Regions from separate parts of the Mus musculus genome. Here region 1 is linked to region 2. The links are chromatin loops, found by intact Hi-C in ENCODE. Cell type or tissue: heart. All regions are shown on one strand. Each heading gives the region's core, and the rest is flanking DNA. Links, peaks and the distances in the headings are about the cores only.

Region 1 (2,916 bases), core at 177-2,676, 510 kb before region 2:
AACAGGCCAAAAGAGCTGATAAATTCCCTGCTTTGACAGTACCTAATATTAGCAATGAACATTGAGGTAATCAATTTTAGATGATTGATAAGTATCCTGCTGGCCCATTTTTGGTGTCCAACACCTTCTAGCCTTCTAGAATCTGCAAAGAAGCCAGGCGGTGGTGGCCCACACCTTTAATCCCAGCACTGGGGAGGCAGAGGCAGGTGGATTTCTGAGTTCGAGGCCACCCTTGTCTACAGAATGAGTTCCAGAACAGCCAGGGCTACACAAAGAAACCCTGTCTTGGAAAACAAAAACAAAACTGAAAACAACAAAAACAAAAGAATCTGCATAAAAAAATGAATTTACCAAAAAATCAAATTACTATAGTTACACTAGTCCTAGCAAAAGGGTATCTAGGTACTGATTGTGCTTCGGTTTTCTTTTTGTTTGTTTGTTTGGTTGGTTTTTGGTTTTTGGTTTTTGGAGACGGGGGTTTCTTGTGTGTCCTGGAACTCACTTTGTAGACCAGGCTGGCCTCAAACTCAGAAATCTGCCTGCCTCTGCCTCCCCAGTGCTGGAACTAAAGGCCATTTTTTTGTCTCTTTCAAAATTTAAGATAATCCTCCTGATAGAATAGGCTTAAGTAATACTTGGTGGGCTCTAATCAAATCCCTCCTCTCTGGAACACATAATCATCAAGCCCATTTCAAGCCCCCCCCCATAGGTATATAAGCTATTTATTAACAGCAAAGACCCAGAGACTCATTTCTTCTTGGATATACCCATAGTACGGCCCCTGCGGCCAGTGGTCTTGGTGTGCTGGCCGCGGACACGAAGGCCCCAAAAGTGGTGCAGCCTTCTATGGGCTCGAATTTTCTTCAGCCGCTCCAGGTCCTCAGGCAGCTTGTTGTCTAGACCTTTGGCCAGAACCTGGCTGCACTTCCCATCCTTCACATACTTCTGTCTGTTCAGGAACCAGTCTGGAATGCTGTACTGTCGTGGGTTCTGCATGATGGTGATCACTCGCTCCACCTCATCCTCCGTGAGTTCTCCAGCCCTCTTGGTGAGGTCGATGTCTGCTTTCCTCAACACCAGATGAGCATATCTCTGCCCCACGCCCTTAATGGCAGTGATGGCAAAGGCTATTTTCCGCAGCCCATTGATGTTGGTGTTTGTAAAGGGCTGCAATCTATGTGCCGCCACTAGATGGTGCTAAACCTCTTTGTGCGCAGCTGCGAGAGCACAGCCTGCCAAAGTCACCAGTCCGTCTCCGGGGCTTTTGCCCAACCCCTGGGGGCTTTAACCTATCCCCAGGGTGCATGAGGATCATGGGTGTTGCTACCAGTCCTAGTTTAGACACGTCACCAAAAGTATTTAAGCCACACACTTTCTGAGCCTTCTTTGTCTACCTCAATATGATATAGAAGTAAAGTTAACTACGGAAGAACCTGGCATGTCCTGTGTTTATTTCCTGCGGGACAGGGATAAGCTCGGGATAGGTGTTGAGTACTTCCAAAATGTGCTGGGACTTCTCAGCAGGCAACCATCCACATAGAGGCAAGGTCAAACAGTATTGGAAAAATGCTATTCATTCTACAAGGAAATGAATGCTCCTTTTCAAAGTCAGAATGGGTATGTGTTTTTTCAATAATATTTATGTTTGTAAAAAGTCAATTATTGGTTCCCTATAAATACTGCACTGCTCTTGTTTCCATTCGGTTATGTTTTCCAGATATAAGAATTTCTTTCCATTTCTTTTACAAGTGCTGCTTAGGACAAGGTCTCCTGAAGCCCAAGCTGGCTCATGCCATGTAATTAAGACTTGCCTTGAACATCTAATCCTGTCTCTAAAGCCACATGATGGGAAGACAGTCCTGCATGCTTTCTAGGCTAGGCTTTGAAGGTGAAAGTTTTACTGGTATGGCTTTACTTGACATTAGCAATGAGTAGTGATGTCACCAACTTTCCATCTGGATAGTCACCTTGACTGACCATTACTCTGGTCTGCAGCCCAGGCAATTAAGAATCTGGATAAAGAACTGAACTTCCTGTCAACTGTTGTTGCCACCAATGCAAGTATTTCAAGTGACTGTAGTTACAGGAGTTCAGTTATCTAAAACCAAACACATGGTCACTCTGAGGGGGTTTTATTATTTTCAATCATTAACATGGGAAAACCCTTCTTTAATCTGGAAGTTTAGATTGAGAAGAAAAAAATTTATCTAGGCCAGAACTTCTGCGGTGAGCCTACATATAGAAAGGATATTGAAGATGGTAGTTCTTTCTCTTTCTCTTCTTCCCACATACTGGCTTGCAAGGTTTTTTGTTTTTGTTTTTGTTTTTTTTTTTTCTGGCATTAAGGCTCCATCTTTGGAATTCTGTTACATGCTGAACACCAGCTGAGACATATAGGAACTACTGTTTTCTTCAACTCTCCATTGGTACAGTCATTGATTTACTAGTGGGGCCACATTCTGTGAGCCATTCTTATCTTTCTGCATACTTAGAGAGATCCATGCTCTGAGTTCTGTTCATGTGGAAAGCCTTTACTAATACAGATATGTTTTTTCACCTTCCCACGTAGGAAGACGTGCTGGCTAACAACAGTGTTCCATAGTGATTGGAATCCATCCCCTACTGTTCTCCCAGGGTTATTTGGAGTCTCATATGTAGCAATTGAATATTACCTGCGGTTTTCCTGATGTCAGTGTGAAATCAGAGAAGCAAACATCACATTTTGTGTACTAAAATCAATCTTTAATTGTAAATATCTTTGGAACCTATAGTTCACTCTGGTCCAAGTTGAATACTGTACTGTGCAAGGTGTGGTTCTTGATTCCCCAGAGGAGGAGGGGGCAGAGCGAGGAGGAGGAAGAGAACCAGTGCCCTCGGCCTTGGTGAGCAGGAAGAAGAAATTCCAGCTGAGTCCGG
Region 2 (2,916 bases), core at 242-2,741:
ATATTCATCTCTCCCTTTGGTTGTGGTATAGTGTTACAGTGGACACCAGGAATTTTGATTTTCCTTGGATGACTTTTCCTCTAGTTAAGGACTTCTGTATATAATAAATATTTATTTGTTAACTAAATGCTTTTCAGGAGAGCAAGGAGCTAAAATTCTGTTCAGAACTTAGAAAAGGGCGAAAATTCTGTTTCAAATTAGTCACATGAACAAATATGTTAATCTGTTTTCTTCTTCTTCTTCTTCTTCTTCTTCTTCTTCTTCTTCTTCTTCTTCTTCTTCTTCTTCTTTTTCTTAAGATTTATTATATTTATTATTCGTAAGTACACTGTAGCCTTCTTCAGTCACCAGAAGAGGGCATCAGGTCTTGTTACAGATGGTTGTGAGCCACCATGTGGTTGCTGGGAATTGAACTTGGGACCTGCAGAAGAAGCAGTCAGTGCTCTTAACCTCTGAGCCATCTCTCCAGCCAAGTTAATCTGTTTTCAATTTTCATTAGTAATTTCCTTTTTTTACTTTACTCATTTCTATTGTTTTATTTTAAAGACTATTCTTACGATGGATGGCCCGGAACTATAATCTGTTCTAGAACATCAGAGAATTCTGCCCACCTTGCCTCCAGATTACCAGCATTATAGGTGGGCATGTGACAGCTAGATAAATGAGTTCTTTTAATCGGCTTAGTGAACATGAGTGGCTGAGTCTATATTGTTAGGGTCACCAAAGGACTAGGGCAGATTCTGTCCTCATTCTATAGATGGTGAAACTGAGACTCAGAGTGTTAAGTCAGTACTGAAAAGATATGTGGAACTGCTCTTCTTATTCCTGCTGTGTTTCCAGGGACTCAGTGAATGAAGTGAAAGTCACCCCAGAAAGACATGGAGGCACAGGCCTGCAATCATGGTGCTTGGAAACTGGAGACAGAAAGGAACAGGCCAAAAGAGTTGATAAATTCCCTGCTTTGACAGTACCTAATATTAGAAATGAACATTGAGGTAATCAATTTTAGATGATTGATAAGTATCCTGCTGGCCCATTTTTGGGGTCCAACACCAGGCGTTCTAGAATCTGCAAAGAAGCCAGGTGGTGGTGGCCCACACCTTTAATCCCAGCACTTGGGAGGCAGAGGCAGGAGGATTTCTGAGTTCGAGGCCACCCTTGTCTACAGAATGAGTTCCAGAACAGACAGGGCTACACAAAGAAACCCTGTCTTGGAAAAGAAAAACAAAACTGAAAACAACAAAAACAAAAGAATCTGCATAAAAAACGAATTTACCAAAAAATCAAATTACTATAGTTACACTAGTCCTAGCAAAAGGGTATCTAGGTACTGATTGTGATTCGGTTTTTTTTGGTTTGTTTGTTTTGGTTTTGGTTTTTGGTTTTTTGGTTTTTGGAGACGGGGTTTCTTTGTGTAGCCCTGGGTGTCTTGGAACTCACTTTGTAGACCAGGCTGGCCTCAAACTCAGAAATCTGCCTGCCTCTGCCTCCCCAGTGCTGGGATTAAAGGCCATTTTTTTTTCTCTTTCAAATTTTAAGATAATCCTCCTGATAGAATAGGCTTAAGTAATACTTGGTGGGCTCTAATCAAATCCCTCCTCCCTCTCTGGACGCATAATCATCAAGCCCATTTCAAGTTCCCCCCCCCCCCCCATAGGTATATAAGCTATTTATTAACAGCAAAGGCCCAGAGACTCATTTCTTCTTGGATACACCCATAGTACGGCCCCTGCGGCCAGTGGTCTTGGTGTGCTGGCCGCGGACACGAAGGCCCCAAAAGTGGCGCAGCTCTCTATGGTCTCGAATTTTCTTCAGCCGCTCCGGGTCCTCAGGCAGCTTGTTGTCTGGACCGTTGGCCAGAATCTGGCTGCACTTCCCATCCTTCACATCCTTCTGTCTGTTCAGGAACCAGTCTGGAATGTTGTACTGTCGTGGGTTCTGCATGATGGTGATCACTCGCTCCACCTCATCCTCCGTGAGTTCTCCAGCCCTCTCGGTGAGGTCGATGTCTGCTTTCCTCAACACCAGATGAGCATATCTCCTCCCCACGCCCTTAATGGCAGTGATGGCAAAGGCTATTTTCCGCAGCCCATAGATGTTGGTGTTGAGTACTTCCAAAATGTCCTGGGACCTCTCAGCAGGCAACCATCCACATAGAGGCAAGGTCAAACAGTATTGGAAAAATGCTATTCATTCTACAAGGACATGAATGCTCCTTTTCAAAGTCAGAATGGGTATGTGTTTTTTCAATAATATTTATGTTTGTAAAAAGTCAATTATTGGTTCCCTATAAATACTGCACTGCTCTTGTTTCCATTCGATTATGTTTTCCAGATATAAGAATTTCTTTCCATTTCTTTTACAAGTGCTGCTTAGGACAAGGTCTCCTGAAGCCCAAGCTGGTTCATGCCACGTAATTGAGACTTGCCTTGAACATCTAATCCTGTCTCTAAAGCCACATGATGGGAAGACAGTCCTGCATGCTTTCTAGGCTAGACTTTGAAGGTGAAAGTTTTACTGGTATGGCTTTACTTGACATTAGCAATGAGTAGTGATGTCACCAACTTTCCATCTTGATAGTCACCTTGACTGGCCATTACTCTGGTCTGCAGCCCAGGAAATTAAGAATCTGGATAAAACAGATGGGCACTCTGAGGGGTTTTTATTATTTTCAACATTTAATGTGGGAAAACCCTTCTTTAATCTGGAAGTTTAGATTGAGATGAAAAAAATTAATCAAGGCCAGAAGTTCTGCTGTGAGCCTACATATACAAAGGATATTGAAGATCTTAGTTCTTTCTCTTTCTATTCTTCCCACATACTGGCTTGCAAGTTTTTTTTTTTTTTTTGTTTTGTTTTGTTTTTTCTGGCATTAAAGCTCCATCTTTGGAATTCTGTTACGTGCTGAACACCAGC

What was found. Peaks named below come from ENCODE experiments on the same cell type or tissue, not always from the same donor. Only the 100,000 strongest peaks of a DNase experiment are listed, where the experiment ranks them.
Region 1: it touches region 2 in a loop (14-fold over the local background); 2 of 42 quality-filtered maps call a loop at or near these places.

Annotation. Positions count from the first base shown.
Region 1 is chr13:61,709,835-61,712,750 of GRCm38, forward strand. It overlaps the pseudogene Gm6436. Among named protein-coding and RNA genes, the nearest start is that of Gm9595, 1.7 kb to the right of the region's middle. In heart, for the core only: a CTCF peak has its summit at 1,188 (motif pointing right); no DNase peak of the experiment used is centred there.
Region 2 is chr13:62,215,849-62,218,764 of GRCm38, forward strand. It overlaps the pseudogene Gm17352. Among named protein-coding and RNA genes, the nearest start is that of Zfp808, 87 kb to the left of the region's middle. In heart, for the core only: no CTCF peak of the experiment used is centred there; no DNase peak of the experiment used is centred there.